2 separate regions of the Mus musculus genome follow, and region 2 is linked to region 1. A link is a loop called in an ENCODE intact Hi-C map of the cell type or tissue named here. Cell type or tissue: left cerebral cortex. All regions are shown on one strand.

Region 1 (8,000 bases):
TTTTTATGATGGTTCTCCAGTGTTCACTAATGCCTGACATGTGGTACAGCCAAAAAGGGATGAACAAGGATGAGACTTGGTGACTGTACAGAGCAAAGAGAAGCTCGCTGGTAGGTACAATGTGTTCTAAGATCAGTATCTGAACTGGGGAGTCTCTATCTTCAATATTCTGACTGAAGGGAAACCAACACCATTAGCAATAAGGGTCAGCATCTGAGGTATCACTTCCTACAGCCAAATTAAGTCTCCTCTCTTATTCATGCCCAAGATGACTACATCTATGAAGGGCCTTGTAACAGCACAATCTAAGAGAAGGGTTTGGAAGGACTCGTACTTCCACTCACATATTGGCCCACATTGTCTGCAATCCCATGGGGTCTTCAGAAACAATCTAGTATTTTATTTAATTCATTGGGAAAAATGTATCAAGTACCTATTAAAGAACAAATAGTAAATAAGAAAGATAACTATGGAACTGGGCACAACAGCTCATGTCGGTGATCACAGCACTTCAGGAGCTGAGGCAGGAGGCTTGCTGAGAGTTCCAGGCCAGCTTGAGTGTATATATGAAGGGACATTATGAAATGACCACTGTCTTATAGGAGTTTAGATCTGAGTGGGGTGTGGGCAGGATTCAATACTATAAAAGGGTTTTGCAATAACATATATATATATATATATATATATATATATATATATATATATATCTCCTTACTTATAACATTGCTTTGGAGGAGAGGCAGGCAAATAATTCAGCCTGGAGCTATCAAGGAAGGCTTCACCAACATGGCAAGGAAACACTGAAACCAGAGAGAAAAGGGGCCTTCAGAAAAAAAAAAAAAAAGCATCTCTTCCAAGAGAGTCTAGCCTCTCTTTGCACCAAGTCTTGTGTCATTCCATAGCCTGTAAATTCTTCAGTAGTCAGTCTCCACCTGAAACTATGTAGCCCAGGCTGGTCTCATTTATGACAATCTTGTCTTAGCCTCCCATGTGGCACACCCTTGTGATCCCAGTAGTTGGCAGATAAAGGCAGAAGATTCAAGAGCTCGAGACCAGTCTACTGGCCGGCCTAGAATACGCAGATGCTCAATAACATTGGTTGAATGCATCAGTGAACAGAGGCCTGAAGGACAGTGCTTATTGAATGGGGGTGTGGCATGGAGATGTATGCACTGTATGATGGCTCTGGGCAAGGGAAGAACTTACTAAAAGGCTGAAAAGTTGAATGAGTAGCTGGAGACCCCTAGCTCATAAAGGGGTAGCCTTTTATCTCCCGATAACAATAGACAAAGGTAATTTATTTAAGTAGGGATTGTTGTGATCTTAAGTTTAAGCATGGCATCTGGGCTCTGGAAAACAAGTTGTGATGTGGGTGGATGTCCTGGGATTACAGACAGAAATAGCTTCGTGCAAGCTAGAGGTGAAACACTGAGCCAAGTGCCTGCCTGGTGCCCATTAGCCCAGTACTTGGGAGGCTGTGGCAGGAGGGTTGTCTAGGTAGCCAGGGCTACACAGAATTTGTCAGCCAGCCAGGGCTGCATAGTGAGACCCTGTTACTGAAGACAAAATGGGGGGAGGGGGGTGAAGACAGGCAGACAGAGTACCTTGTAAAACAAACAGTAAGTAGGTGTTTCTGAGGCAAAGCTGTCTAGAGCTGGGGACTAACTAGATCTCACTTAAGTTTTTGAGGGAGGGAGGCAACTGTGGCTAGACTGGCAATGATCACCCCTTAAGACCACAAAGAAAGAGGAGTTTTAGATTTGGCGATATTAGGTCTGAAGTGCCTGGGGAAGGCTTTCTCTGAATCTCCAGGTCACCACTACCCAGTTTCTCCTACCCCTTTCTCTCCTCTTTCCTGCTGTGATCACTCCAAGTCCCAAACGCTCCTTACAACTCAGCCTGCAGAGTGGGTGTGGGGGCACCACGCCAGACACAGGGTTCAGGCTTGGTGGGTCTGGCTGTGACCTCTCCCGGAGGCGGCTCCCTGACAGGAAGGCAGGCAGGCAGGCCTGCCACTGGGCACACACAAGAGCTTCCTGCGCTGCAGCAGGTGCCCAGGCCAGCTGCTCCAGCCCTTCAGACTCAGATCAACAGGATGGGCCAGCCCAAGCGGAAGGAAGCCTGCAGGGAAGGACACTCCTGCAGACAGAAGCAGGGCACCGGGTGGAGAGAGGCAGGAAGAGCTGCCTGGGTTGCTGAGTTGGCGCTCCTCCAGCGGATTCAGAGCAGGCAGTGACAGGAGGCCATTCAGTCATCTTCCCCCACTCCCACCCCCACCCAGGGCTTCTCTGGCCCACGTTATTATCATTACATTTGTTGCTGGCTGGCTTTAGGTATACCAGAAGGAACCATCAGATAGATGTTGGTAGAGCTGGAGGCCTCTAAAACAAATTCCCTCCTTTACCTAGTCTGTGGTGACTGAGAAAGGGCACCTGCTTTAGCCCTTTTAGCCCAGCAGGCTGAAAAAGCCCACAGGAGGGCAGTGACTTTTGTCTCATGATCTGCCTGTCCCAGGGAGAAGATAAAAATCTCTAGTTTGCTTTAAGCCCCGTTATCACTCCCTCCGGCTCCAACAGCTGCCGTGAACCCGCACAAACGGGCGAGGGGGCGGGGCAATAGGGCGCCAACGAGGAGCCAAGAGCTCTCAGACTAGGAGGCTACAGCCTCAGCCGGGCTGCTGCACCCACAAGCTGGCTTCCCTAAGAAGCTCAGCTTGCCCTCAATCCCTGGAGCGGTGGAGGGGGCAGGGACAGGAACTCGATGTTTGACCGGGTCAGGAATCCCACCTGCAAGCATGCTTTCCTCACCCCATCCCCTCAAGCGGTTTCTTGGTAGGGCGTCGGCGAAGACTGTGGTCCCGCGGGTGGGGGAAGTGGAGTCCACCTTGGAAATAGCTCGAACATTGTATTTTAAACTTCAACTACATCAAACTCAAACTCGATTCTGCCACCGAGCGTCGGGTCTGGGGCTCCCTGCCACGCCACTAGCTCTTTGGTACCGGCTTCCCTTAGTCCCCACTCCAACCGCCCAGAAGGACGGGAGGGACGCGCAGAGGCGGGCCCTGCTGCTAGTGCCTGTGCTGCAGATGGGAGGACGAGCCAGCGCCTGCCGCCTTGGGCGTGGGCGGTGAGTGCGAGCAGGTGTCTGTTCCGTGACAGGGCTCCCGCCGCCACCATCTCGCCCTGGTTCTCCCCAGTCCTCCGGCTTAGAGTGACAAAACCCGGCAAATGCTCAGAAATGCCGCTCAGTGGTTCATCCATCCCTTGCTTCCACGCAAGACCCACGAGAACCACGCTGCCAAAGAACGTCTGGTGGCTCGGAGCCGCGCTCGCAGCCTCCGCCTCCGCCTCCTGCTCGGGGTCCCGCCCACTCCCTGGCGGGCCCAGACGCTGTGGGCGCGAAGGGGACTGGGCGGAGCGGGCTTCCCTTCCCACCCCCCACGTGGGGCCGGCTCTCCGCAAAGCCTAGTCGCCGCCACCGCGCCTCCCAGCTATGCCCCGCCGCCGGCGCCGCCCCCGGGCATGGGCGGAGGACTGAAGGCTAGGGTTGGGCGAGGGGCGTCACGGAGTCAGGTGGTCCCCGGAGTTCCCCGGGGCTGGACCGAGGGAACACGGTGCCTCGGGTTGTGTACACGCTCCACTGACAGAGCCTCTTGCAGCCGGGCAGCCGCTGATCACGCGTGGCTCTGCCAGCTCATTGGCTGAGGCCTCACACACCTTTGCCGCTGATTGGTCGACACTAGGCCCCGCCCTCTACCCCGCCCGCGGCGCGGGGCAGGCAGAGCGGCTACCTGCACGGGGAGGGGGGCAGACAGCGCGGAGCGCGGTGGCGTCGACGTCTAGTGTCTCAGTGCTCCCGTCTGTGGCTAACTAAGCAGCCAGCAGCCAGGCAGCTCGCGACCTGCGGCCAGGCAGCCAACCATGCTCAACTTCGGCGCTTCTCTCCAGCAAGCTTCGGTAAGTTACCTGAGGATGCTGGTCCTTTCCTGCCGGTCAGTGTAGGGGAGCCAGCCGGAGCGCGAAGCATGAGCCCCTAAATAAGCCACGCCTGAGAACCCAGGCTGCAGCGGGGTCTTGCAAGGGATTTCCTCCCTGCAGGCTGGAATATCATCGAGGGCATGTGCAAAAAAAAAAAAAAAAAAAAAAAAAAAAAAAAAGGGTCGGAAGAAGCCTGGGACCTGGACCAGGGGAGAGCGATCCTGGGTATCCAGGAGACAAGGAGGACTCTCAGGGAGACCCCAGGAGACGAGTGAGCTGGAGGGGCTGTCTCCCTGGAAGCGCGGTTTAGATGGAGGGGGCGCCCTGCACCTGGCTCTGGCGGGAGATGCCCCTGTCTGCACCAGGAATGCGACCCGGGGTGACAAGGACTACTCACGGTCTGCCTAGCCGAGAGGAGGGCGCCTGCTCTTCGGGGGAGGGGGAAACCCTGCCAGGTGGAGACCGCGGGGCTGGGCTAGCCCGGGGCTGGGGGAGGGGATGGCCGGCTTCGCGCGGGGTATGGAAGGCACGCGGACTCTGCGGCCGCCAGGGGAGCCGCGGCGCCCCCGCAGACGTCGGGAGGGGACTCCCCATCCGAGGCGGAGGCAGGTGGCTGCCTATAGATTACTCTTGGCAGGGGGCAGGGTCCTGCCTTGGAGCCCGACAGCTTGGCGGGGGAGTCGGGACCGCGAGACGCGGGGGCCGCGTGTCGAGGCGGGAACCGTGGGGCCGCGCGCCTGGAGCCCGTGCTGTGGGCGCCGCACGTCTGGGAGCCTGCAGAGACTGCTTGCGGGGGCTCAGGCTGCCGGAAACAGCAGTCGGACGAATGCTGCAGATGCGGGTAGGCTGAGGTCCCGCGGGCCGAGTGGGCGGAGTGCCCCAGGCTCCGGCCGCTCCCCGGAGGCGGCGAGCAGGAGGAGGGCGGCGGTCGGGCTTCCGCGGGGACCCGGCCCCACCTCCCGCAGCCGAGGCGGAGGCCAGGGATGGGCGGCGAACGGGTGCACCCGGGGAGCTTCTCGTCCCCGAGTGACCCAGCCCCGGCCTCCGCCAGGGGCGGGAACGAGGCCCGGCCCTGCTGTCGGTTCCTAAGGGAACCGCGGCTCGGAGGAGGTGGAAGGGGCGGGCGACTCGGGAGCCGACACCGCCCAGCCCTCGCGCCGCCCGGCGCGCACTGGCGAGCGGTTGGCGGCGGCGCCCGCGGCCCCTCCCCGGCCGAGCGGGGGCGGGGGCCCGTGCTCAGGAAGTAGGGGAAAGGTGACGGCGCGGCAATTCCCAGTTCACGTTTCCTGCGCCGCCCGGAGCAGTCGCTGATCACGCTTTGTTCACATGCCTCGCCCCCTCCTCCTCGCGCCCCCACCCTGCCCGCCCAGCCAATCCGGACGCGGGCCGCGGGCCGGCCGGCCAATGGCAGGGGCGGGGCGCGGGGACGTGCGCGCGGCGGGCAGTGTTCCCGGTGACTCACCCGCCAGCCTCATTGAGGTTAGGGCGGCCCCATCGGTCGGTCCCCGCCAGCGAGGATCTCCCCCGCCGGCCTCCCGCGCCCCGCCCCGCCCCGCCCCGCCTCGCTTCTGCCTCCACCCGGCTTCCCTTTCCTGCCTCGCACCAGCTCTTCGCTCCCTCCCGGCTTCCCCTCCCGGCTCACATTCTTCACCCCTGGCTGCCTTTTTTCCCACCCCTCTTTCTTTGAGTTGGTGACTATAGGCTTTTTACACTTACAGTCTTCATCCATTGCAGCTTACATAAAGGCGCGAACGATTATGCAATTACATTGTTAGTGATGTTTCAAGAACCGTGTCTTGTTTTCCCACACTCAGCAGGAAGATAGGCATTTTTAGAAAAGCGTTAAGATTATCATTGCCATTTTATTTATGTATTAGGTTTTTGCTTTGTCTTTATGAGTTCAGGCTGGCCCTGAACTAGTTATATAGCCAGAGTTGGCCTGGAGCCTTATATTCCAGGCTCCCCCACTTTATGAGGCTTTTCATAATTTTTGCAACCTCTACTTTAACCAGAAGAATTTGGAAGTTCTTTTTAAGAGGAAAGTAGAGATGGTTGGTGATTCTTTTGAAATTCAGGTCATGGAACTTTTAATGTGAGACATTAGGTCGAAGGTGTTGCACACAGAGCATGATCGGTTATCAAATCATGTTTTAATTAAATTAAAACCAACTTGTACTCGGGGTTTTTTGTTTGTTTGTTTTTGCATATCCCAAGAACATATTTTATGCCTGTCTGGTCCCTTATGGTACAGAAAAGCATTGTGTTTAATAAATCTGATAAAAATCATAGATATTAAGAGATTGAGACTTGACCAAAATAAAATATTTTTTTCCTCTTTGGTTGCTTTGTGTGTTTTGCATTTTGAGATGCAACTTCCAACTTCTTGGCCTCCACATTCCTGAGATTATACATGTATCCCACCATGCCTGGCTGTATTTGTGTGTGTCCACTTATTTTACTCAATCTCCACCGTATGTGATGAAGTTACCAATTTCAGACTTTAGGTAACTAGATACCACTTTAACCTGGAAGTAGTTTAAGTCAAATTACATTTTAAGACATTCGTCTTAATTCCCTTACTGGTAATAAGGTGGCCTTTAACCTTGAAATAAAATAGCAAGCATTGGGCATTCCTGCGGTTTGGATAACCAGATAACTGATTAGCTTCAACTTTTGTTTTTGTAGGAGGGGAAAATGGAACTAATTTCTGAAAAGCCCAGAGAGGGGATGCATCCCTGGGACAAAGCTGAGCAGAGTGACTTTGAAGCGGTGGAAGCGCTCATGTCCATGAGCTGCGACTGGAAGTCTCATTTCAAGAAATACCTTGAAAACAGGCCTGTCACACCAGTGTCTGATACCTCCGAGGATGACAGCTTGCTTCCAGGGACGCCTGACCTTCAGACAGTCCCAGCATTTGTAAGTATTTTCAGTGGGTAGAAGTGACAGCATTTTTTAAGAGTTTACATAATGGACCTCTAATTCCTCTCCTTGCTTGTGTTTGTATTTGTAGTGTTTAACGCCACCTTACAGCCCCTCTGACTTCGAACCCTCCCAAGGGTCAAATCTGACTGCATCAGCGCCATCTACTGGCCACTTCAAATCTTTCTCCGATGCTGCCAAGCCTCCAGGCGCCACTCCTTTCAAAGAGGAGGAAAAGAATCCTTTAGCTGCCCCTCCTCTTCCTAAGGCTCAAGCCACCAGTGTCATCCGTCACACAGCTGATGCCCAACTGTGCAACCACCAGTCCTGCCCCGTGAAAGCAGCTAGCATCCTCAACTATCAGGACAATTCTTTCCGGAGAAGAACCCACGGAAATGTTGAGGCTACTCGAAAGAACATACCCTGTGCTGCAGTGTCACCAAACAGATCCAAGCCTGAGCCCAGCACAGTGTCCGATGGTGATGAGAAGGCGGGCGCTGCACTATATGACTTTGCTGTGCCTTCCTCAGAGACAGTAATTTGTAGGTCTCAGCCAGCTCCTTCGTCCCCAGTGCAGAAGTCAGTACTGGTGTCTTCACCTACAGTATCCACTGGGGGAGTGCCACCCCTGCCTGTCATCTGCCAGATGGTTCCCCTTCCTGCCAACAACTCTCTTGTTAGCACAGTTGTCCCCAGCACTCCTCCTAGCCAGCCACCAGCTGTCTGCTCACCTGTGTTGTTCATGGGCACTCAGGTGCCTGAGGGCACCGTCGTGTTTGTGGTACCCCAGCCCGTTGTGCAGAGCCCAAGGCCTCCAGTGGTGAGCCCCAGTGGCACCAGACTGTCTCCCATTGCCCCTGCTCCTGGATTCTCTCCTTCAGCAGCAAGGGTCACTCCTCAGATTGACTCGTCCAGAGTAAGAAGTCACATCTGTAGCCACCCAGGGTGTGGCAAGACTTACTTTAAAAGTTCCCATCTGAAGGCCCACGTGAGGACACACACAGGTACTGACCGAGTGGGCTCTGTCTTTGAAGTGGGTGTGTATGTGGAGTTAGACTGTGGACACAAATGCAAGGGAGGGTGAGGTAGATGACTCATTGTCTT
Region 2 (8,000 bases), 170 kb before region 1:
CTCACAACCAGGGAACCACATAGAAACATTAGCATGGTAAAAATAAATAAATAAATAAATAAATAATACAATTTTAAAAATGGTGATTCTAGCTGGGTAAGTCTTGATCCTATTTCTATAGAAACAAATGTTTTTTGAGCATCCACATGACTAAAAACGTCTCTGGATTTTTCCTAAACCAATCATCTAGGAGTGTCCGATGGCAAATACCTGTAATCACAGAGCTCAGATGCTCAGGCAAGGAGGATCCAGAGTTCAAGGCCAGCCTGGGCTATATAAGACCCTGTATAAAAACAAAAACATACATATAAATTTGCAGAGAGCTTTTTCTAGAAAAAAATAGGCATAACTTCGTCACCTTTCAAAATGTCCTGTAACGCGCACGGCTCATTTTTTAATCTAGTTATTTTCTTCCTTTTTCCCTAAGATGATGGTGACCCTTCTCCCCAGTTTAGGTCGACAGGGTATCTGCGTAGTTCTGAGGCCTTACCAGCAGAGGGCGCTGCGCCCGCGGGCTCGGGGCGGGGCCGGGCGCGCTTTTCTCCCCAGCAACAGGGGCCCCGCGGCGCTCGGGGGCGCGGCCTGGAGGCTTCCCCAGCCCCGCCCCTCCCCGCCCTGGTGCCCCAGGAGCGCCCTGCTGGGGCGTTGCCTGCCTCGCGGCGACCTCGCCCCTGCCGACTGGGGCACGGCAGGGCTGGGGACCACTCCCGTGCCTGCCCCTGGCGCAGCCTTCCCACCCGCTGGCCGGGCTGCATCTGGCTCGCACTTTGGAGCCGGATGGGGAGACGTGACCGCCGAGACTCAGGGCGCGCCAGGGACGGGTGGGGGAGGTTGAGCTTTGGGGCACCTGGGGCAGTTCGCGTTCCTCGGGGAGGGGAAACGGGCGCCCCAGCTCCCAGCTCTGCGTCCCCGCGTGCATTCTCCAAGAACGAGCTTAGCTTTTGGTTCCTCTTCCCGCTTCAGAGCCTTGCCTGGGATGGGGGCCAGGCCACAGGTCCTGCCCACAGTCACTAGACGAGTAAGAATTATTGCACTGGACTAGATGGACTTCATGCATTGCAGTAAATCTGACGGTGGGGGCTGAGTCCCTCAATTTCCTAATCTACAATTTGAGAACCTGAACTGTCCCGCCCATCCATCTACCCCGACCTGCAAATCCAAACACCGAGAGGTTTTCGGACCCGGGGCGAGGCGGGGGGGGGGGGGGGGGGTGCAATTGCCAGAATGCCTACCATCAGCTTCCAAGGAAGTCTAGCTATAACAAGGCATTTCCCAAGGACCTTGACAGTTCGCTTGCCCTCTACCCTCCCTGCCTCTCTCATCCCTCAGGGGAAAAAAAAACTACTGTGTGCTAGCTGCTTTTCAATCACAGGCTTTCTTGAGTTCAACACCAAACTCCTTGGGATTAGGGACCTATACCAGCAAAGCAAAAAGTCCCAAGACCTTAGAGCCAAAGGTCACTGAGTTGTCCTGTTTGTTTTAATACTGGCTGGTCCCAGTTCCAGCTTGGCCATTTGCTGCCCTCCTAGGGTTAGTGCCCTCCTAGGGCCTGTTTCTTAAGCTGACAAACGGAAACCACACTGCTTGGTTGTGACCAGATCTGGGGCACATGAGGAACTTTCTCCGTTTGCAGACCATGAGTCCTTTCAATATGTCAAGCAGTTCTTCCTGTAGTGCTTGAGCCTTCACACTTAGTAACCAGTGTCCTCTGCCTTGCAGCAGAGCAGCCTAATTAAGCCACATTTAAATACGGTGATATCTTTAGCCCAGTGGACAGGAAGTGGGGTAAACTCGGGGAAGCCTCTAAAATTTCAAAGTTACTAGTAAATCAGGATCAAGGGAAAATTGTCCAACCCTGTGCTGAACACTGATGGAGAATTTACCGCAAGATTCCCAGCTCCCACCCTCTGTACCTGGTGCCTAAGAATGCATGGGGGTGTGACTTGACTGCCATTGTCATAGGGGGTTAACCCCCCAGGGAGGTTCACAGTTTATCACCGCCAGAAGGCTATCTTAGGTGCCTTCCTGTTAGAACCTTTGGCTTCAGCAGCAGGGCGCATGCCTGGCAAAAACATAAGTCACGGGGAGTCCAAATGTTCCTGTCGGCCTCCTAGCTCCCATACCGTCTTACCAGAGATGAGGACTCCGAAGGCCAGGAGATCCAGCTCTAAGTTCCCGGCTGACACCGACTTGGTGGTGACTCACCTCAATCAGTGGGTCCGTGAGACCATATTTTCAGGAGGGAAGTCTCATGCCACACCTGTACAGTTTCCAAAGCACCTCTAAATAATTCCAAAGTGCTGTCAGTTGAGACCTGATGGTGTAGGTCAGTACAGTGACTGAAGGACAGAACAGGAAAAGTGTGAAGTATGGACTAAAAAGGATCGATCTGCGATCTGCACTCGGCGCCAAGTCATAAAAAGACATCCAAAGCTGAGGTTCCTGCAGCCGTGGCTGAGCAGGACGTGGGGTTCTTGGAAGGGACCCATCTGGGAATGCACGTGACTACCTGCCAGGGGCAGTGGGCAGACTGGAGTTTGCTCCAGGTCCTTCTGGGGCACCGTGGTGATTCTAAGTGCCACATCTATGCTGCTAGGCTGGAGCAGCTAATGCTCTGGGGTTCCGAGCAAAAGGGACTGCTTGCTGATTCTAAAATTTACCCTCCCGTTTCCTAGGGCGTTTAGGTGTTTGGAATGCCTTTCCTCCACCTGTCCACATTTCTACCAAAGCCCCCACCTTAACGCCAGCCCACCAGGGTTTCTGCGGCTGTGTTCCACACAGACCTCCGCCCCTTCCCATGACTACTTCGGGTGCAGGTTATCCTGTATGTGCATGCCTATGAAATCCTATTTCATCTTGCAGTATTGCCCTATCTGGGGTGGAAAGCCTTGCATTGAGGCTCCTCAAGTATCTTTAGAGCATTTGTCCCAGTTTAGGACAGGGTGGACACCACACAGACAATCCCTCCAGATCCACACCCTTTTCTGAGAATTCTCTGACCCCTGGCTGCATTTCCTGAGTGCCACAGGGCCTTGTGGCCAGCCATCATTGACAGGAAAGATCTGGAGCCAGGCTCTGAGCCAGCAAGTGGTGTCCACAGCCGCAGTGTGGCTTCCCTAGAGAGGGCTAGGGTAAGAGTGAGGCCAGGAAGGCACGGATCCAGTCCCCGGTGTGCTGCTGCTCTGCTCTTCCCAAACAGACCTTCAAGTCTAAAGACGGGACCAAACACCAGCGACCTTGGGTAACACCCCAGCCAGTGGACACCTAGGAACAGTTTTGTCCATCTGTCTCTGTGTGTGTCTTGGTCGCTCGCAGAAGGCTGCGCTGCAGGTGGCTCGAGCAGCTGCCAGCCATGCGGCTCCCCGCTGCAGTGCCCGCCCGCGCCCCAGCCTTTTCATGGGGGTTTTCCGGCTCCGGGCGCCCCAAAGCCACCCGGGCCGCGCACAGCTTTCTGATGAGTCAGCAGCAGCCGGGAGCCTCGAGCCGCTGCGGGCATCTGCTCCGTGACGCATCGTGAGTCACGGGCGCCCCGGCAGCCGCAGCCCGCCAGCTTCGCTGCAGCGCCGTCCCTACGGCGCCCACCGGGCCGGGCGCCCGCACCCGCACCGTGCATCTCCTTGGCTTCCCCGGCGCGGCCGGGCTCCAGGCTGACATCAGACGCTGGCCGCCAGGCCACCCTCTGAGTCAACAGTTTCCGAAGCGCAGCTTGCTGCCAGGGGCGGGGGAGAGCACAGCCTCCCGGGGAGGCGCGGTCCTCACCAGTCCGGCTGCGGCGGAGGGCGGAGGTGGGAGGTGGGTGGGGACTAACGGGGCCTTTACCAGAAGTCATGAGGCCGAGGGAGAAGGGAGGGCCAATGTCACCCCGCGGGGTAGCTGGGCGCCTTGGAAGCCCGCTGCCCCGGGCCACAAGCTGCAGCCCGCCCTGGGTGGCGAGGCTAGATCCGCCCCGAGGGCGGGAGGAGAGGAAAGGCGGGTCCTTGCTGGGAAAGGCCCCAGGCCAAGTTTCTAGAAGCAGGAAATGGACTGCCCTGGGAGACCTCTCTCAGCCCTTGGGTGCCAGGGGACCACTAAGGCTGAGACTTGGCCTCCAGCCCTTTGCTGGGGTCAGCTTTGAATAAGGCCTACTGCTGGGGGCCTGGCCTTGCTTGTTTAGGATCATACCAGAAGGGCTGGGGCCTCACTCACCTTACTCTCCGTGGGTTGCAGACCCTGTAGTCAACTGGGGAGGTAGGGAGGCACCCTTCCTCAGCTAAAGGAGATGAATGTACAAAGATAAATCGTTTCCAGGCCCTGGTATTAGCTGGCAGGTGGCTTTCCTGTTAATCGGGGCAGTAATGCTATGATTGAAAGGCACGAAAAAGAAGAGAAGAATTATGGGAATATGTAAAAAAAAAAAAAAAAATCACTGGAGGACTTAATTCTTCATCCCAAAGCAAGTTTCCAAAAGCTGAGGATGTGGCTTGGTGGTAGAGTGTTTGCCTACTGCAGGTCTAGTTCTTAGGAGTGTGTGTGTGTGTGTGTGTGTGTGTGTGTGTGTGTGTGTGTGTGTGGGGAGTGGGGGGATGGATTAAACTTTCCACTGAAGCCCTACATTTGTAGAATAATCTGGCCTTCCAATGGGTAGCAAGGCTAGGCATGTCTGGGTGCTTTGAGCTGCCTCCGCGTCTGCCCAGTAGCCAATCAGAGAGGCGGCTCTGTGTCTGGGAGGCACAAGGAAAGCAAAACATGAGCTCTGGGGACAGAAGATGATGCTTCGTGGTAGAATACTTACCCAGAAGGCACAAGGCCTAACTCTTCTCCAGCCAGAAATGGAACAGTCAAGGAAAAACCATAAGAAACATGCACCTTCTGGAAGCTTCTCTAACTCCAGCAGTTTTCCCTTACCAGGGCAAACAGGAAGGCAGGGTGAGGAGGAGCCAGGACACGGAGGACAGCAAATGTCTACAGGCGCTTGGTTTTCTCCCCTAGACCCGCGCCTCTAAGATCCATCTGGGACCGGGATGAGTAAGACTGTGGGCCCCAGCGGGAGTTCATGCTGAGCCGCTTTCCTGGATTTCACTTGCTGTTTTTCTCAGAGCCACCACTTAATTAATGGTGCCAGTCTGGGGAGGGAGGTGTCTGTGTCTCCCCTTGTAGGCAGGAGCAGGACAACAGCTGGGCTTTCAGAACCAGTCTGGATCTGTCCTGGCAAAACGTCATTGATGTCTTGACAGGGACTGTGTGAGCTTCCCCTTGCCCTGGGAGACTTTCACCTAGACTTCAGGCAGGGTGCACCTACTGCGTTTGGGCAGCCTTTTCCCCAGTGTGCTTTTCAAGGGTGGGCGGCTCATTTCTGACAATCCAATCTAGTTGGAAATAGCATTGAACTAGACTTCTAGGAAGTGTTCCCCCACCCCCCATCCCCTACCCACCCTCCTCATCCTCCTCCTCCTCCTCCTCCTCCTCCTCCTCCTCCTCCTTCTTCTTCTTTTTTCCTGAAGAAGACTTAAGAATGGCAGCTCTTGGGAAACAAAGGTGTCTAATTTGCTGATCTGGGACCAGACGTGACATCAGAGGAAGAAATAGTGTCCAGAGATGGTCTGGAAAGTGGGAGGGGTCAAGGCCCTAGGTCGCCCTTCAGGGAACATCGTGGGCTGGATCACTGAGGGTTCGCTTTGGATCAAGTGTAGGTGTAAGAAAGACTGCACAACTTGTAGCTTCTGCATTATCCAGGCTCAGAGCCCAAGCTCTTTGGAAGCAGCTTCTCCCACTTCTGCCTTGGGCCCAGCCCAGGTGACACTTACCTACTCTGTGTAGAGCTGTTTGCTCCAGTAAGTTTGAATGGCCCTGAGACCTCCACATGACTCCTAACATGCCTGGCTTGCCCTGCTGTGTTTCATGTTCCGAGAAGAAAGAACTTCATCTGTGCAGCTCACTCTTGCCGGGCCTCCTGGAGGAAGTGAGTTAGCTGCCAGCTCTGGCCCCCTCTTGCCTGCAATCTGCCCTTGGAAGCATTCTTTGTTTCTGACAGAGCTTCCTCTTTGCTGTGACTGCTTACAAGACAACCTTATCTGGGCCTTTGAACCCCACCAACTCTTCCTTGTCTGATCAAACAGCCCAGCATTTTCCACTTCACCGTTGACCACAGTGACCAATCAAATCAGAGAGCTAGATGCTTACCTATGTAGTTGGATCCAGGGCAGGGAGCCAGTGCAATGTGGCTGCACCTCACCGATACTCAGCCCTTCAGGAGCATAGTGAGCCTGGCCCGCTGAGCTCACTAGCTGTGGTAAAGGGCCAGTGTAAGTCTACATCTTGAAAATGAAGGGAGGGTGGGGGTGCTACTAAATTTTAATTATAAGATTCCTGGGGCTAGGTTGTAGCTAACTAGGAAATCATGGGTTCAGCATATGCAAGACCCCATCACCCCTATTATTATTATTATTACTATCATTAACAGTATTATTCTATAATACTGTTAATGATAGTAATAATAATGTAAAAGTGCAGTTGCTCGTATGCACAATAAAGGGCTTCTCAAGAACAAGTGTGTTAAGGCTGAGATAAACTATGAGATAACTGGCCAGGCAGTGGTGGTGCACGCCTTTAATCCCAGCACTTGGGAGGCAGAGGCAGGCAAATTTCTGAGTTCGAGGCCAGCCTGGTCTACAAAGTGAGTTCCAGGACAGCCAGGGCTACACAGAGAAACCGTCTCGAAAAAACCAAACAAACAAAAACTATGAGACAACTGAATTTCTGATAGTCACATGGCAAAAGTCTACATCGCCACAGATGTTAGAAGTGATGATTGAGGGGACAGGTCTGCCTCCGAAGGGTTGGGGTCCCTGCTTAGTGTTTGCCACCCCACTAGAATTCTGCTGTCAGACTTGACTATCTAATGAAGTAGACAGGCAGTGTCCCTTCATAAACAAGCGCTGTCACCTTGGGCCATGTGCTTTTTTTTTGAGCCATGGTTTTTGCTTTTCTGTTATTTTTTTTTTATTTATTTACATGGGTGTCTTGCCTGTACTATGTGTAGTACCTTTAAAGGCTAGAAGAGGTGTTGATTCTCAGAACTGGAGTTCCAAACAGTTGTGAGCTACCATGTGGGTGCTGGGAACTGGGTTCACTGGGAGAGCAATGTCCTTGACTGATGGACCAGCTCTACAGCCTGTTTTTGCTTTGTTAACTTGTAAAACAGAGATAATTTGTTTTACGTAAAAGAGAAAAACAATACTCTACTCACAGTCTTTGACCACATGTTGGGATTTTCCACAATAACCAGTTCTCCAGCACCAGCTAGGGCACTGCAGTTAAAATTCTTTTCTGACACTGTCTACCAGGAATGAAGTCAGGTCCTATAAGTTAAAGGCTCAGTATTATAAAATTGTGCCCTCCTTCAGATACCAATAGGAGACTCACTTCCAGAATGTCTACCAGCTGGTCTATAAGCTGACCCCTTCTGAGGCGTGATCACAAACTCAGGCAAGCATCCGCATGTGTCTGTTTAAAGGGATTAAAGGGTGGGGGCAAGGGTTATAAGGGACTCTCAAGACCACACATCAAGAACACAGATGAACTCCGGTGGAAAAGGTGTGTAGAGCTAAGTACAAAGAAAGCGATGGTGAATGTGCATGCCTTTGTTGACTTTAGGCCTGCAGCATCCCCTGGAACTCTCCCGTGCTCACTGTCCAGGGATTTCTCAGAGAGCCTTCACTGCCATTACAGGCTTCATTATTGCCTGTGTTTCCAGCTGCAACTGAAAGTCCCAACTTCCAATCACGGCCTGGACTCTCTGGAGAGCAGCTCCTGAGACTGCAAGACTCCTTAGAAGAAAAGACATTTATAGAACCCAGAAAATTCCCAAGTGGCAGGAGAGAAATACTGTCACCAATGCCATCCAAGAAAGGATAAGCCTTCAGAGCTTTGTGCTAGGAGCAATGGACAGAGACTCTGTGTGTGTGTGTGTGTGTGTGTGTGTGTGTGTGTGTGTGTGTGTGCGCGCGCGCGCGCACGCGTGT

The links. A loop is a pair of places that touch in the nucleus more often than their neighbours do. Peaks named below come from ENCODE experiments on the same cell type or tissue, not always from the same donor. Only the 100,000 strongest peaks of a DNase experiment are listed, where the experiment ranks them.
Region 2: it touches region 1 in a loop (7-fold over the local background); 30 of 42 quality-filtered maps call a loop at or near these places.

The regions. Positions count from the first base shown.
Region 1 is chr15:38,296,515-38,304,514 of GRCm38, reverse strand. It overlaps Klf10 (Kruppel-like factor 10), which reads left to right and starts at 3,804. Exons shown (of 4, transcript NM_013692.3): 1 at 3,804-3,956; 2 at 6,663-6,893; 3 at 6,988-7,900. The coding sequence starts at 3,921. Gm35248 (a long non-coding RNA gene) reads right to left here and starts at 5,768. Exons shown (of 3, transcript XR_001781645.2): 1 at 5,694-5,768. In left cerebral cortex, CTCF peaks have their summits at 4,547 and 7,059 (motif pointing left); DNase peaks (open chromatin) are centred at 5,262, 5,683, 7,051, 7,351 and 5 more places; H3K4me3 peaks cover 4,416 bases; H3K27ac peaks cover 4,668 bases.
Region 2 is chr15:38,466,431-38,474,430 of GRCm38, reverse strand. It overlaps Gm41308 (a long non-coding RNA gene), which reads right to left and starts at 1,203. Exons shown (of 2, transcript XR_001781662.1): 1 at 1-1,203. In left cerebral cortex, a CTCF peak has its summit at 477 (motif pointing right); DNase peaks (open chromatin) are centred at 2,248, 3,532, 4,673, 5,968 and 3 more places; H3K4me3 peaks cover 1,911 bases; H3K27ac peaks cover 2,762 bases.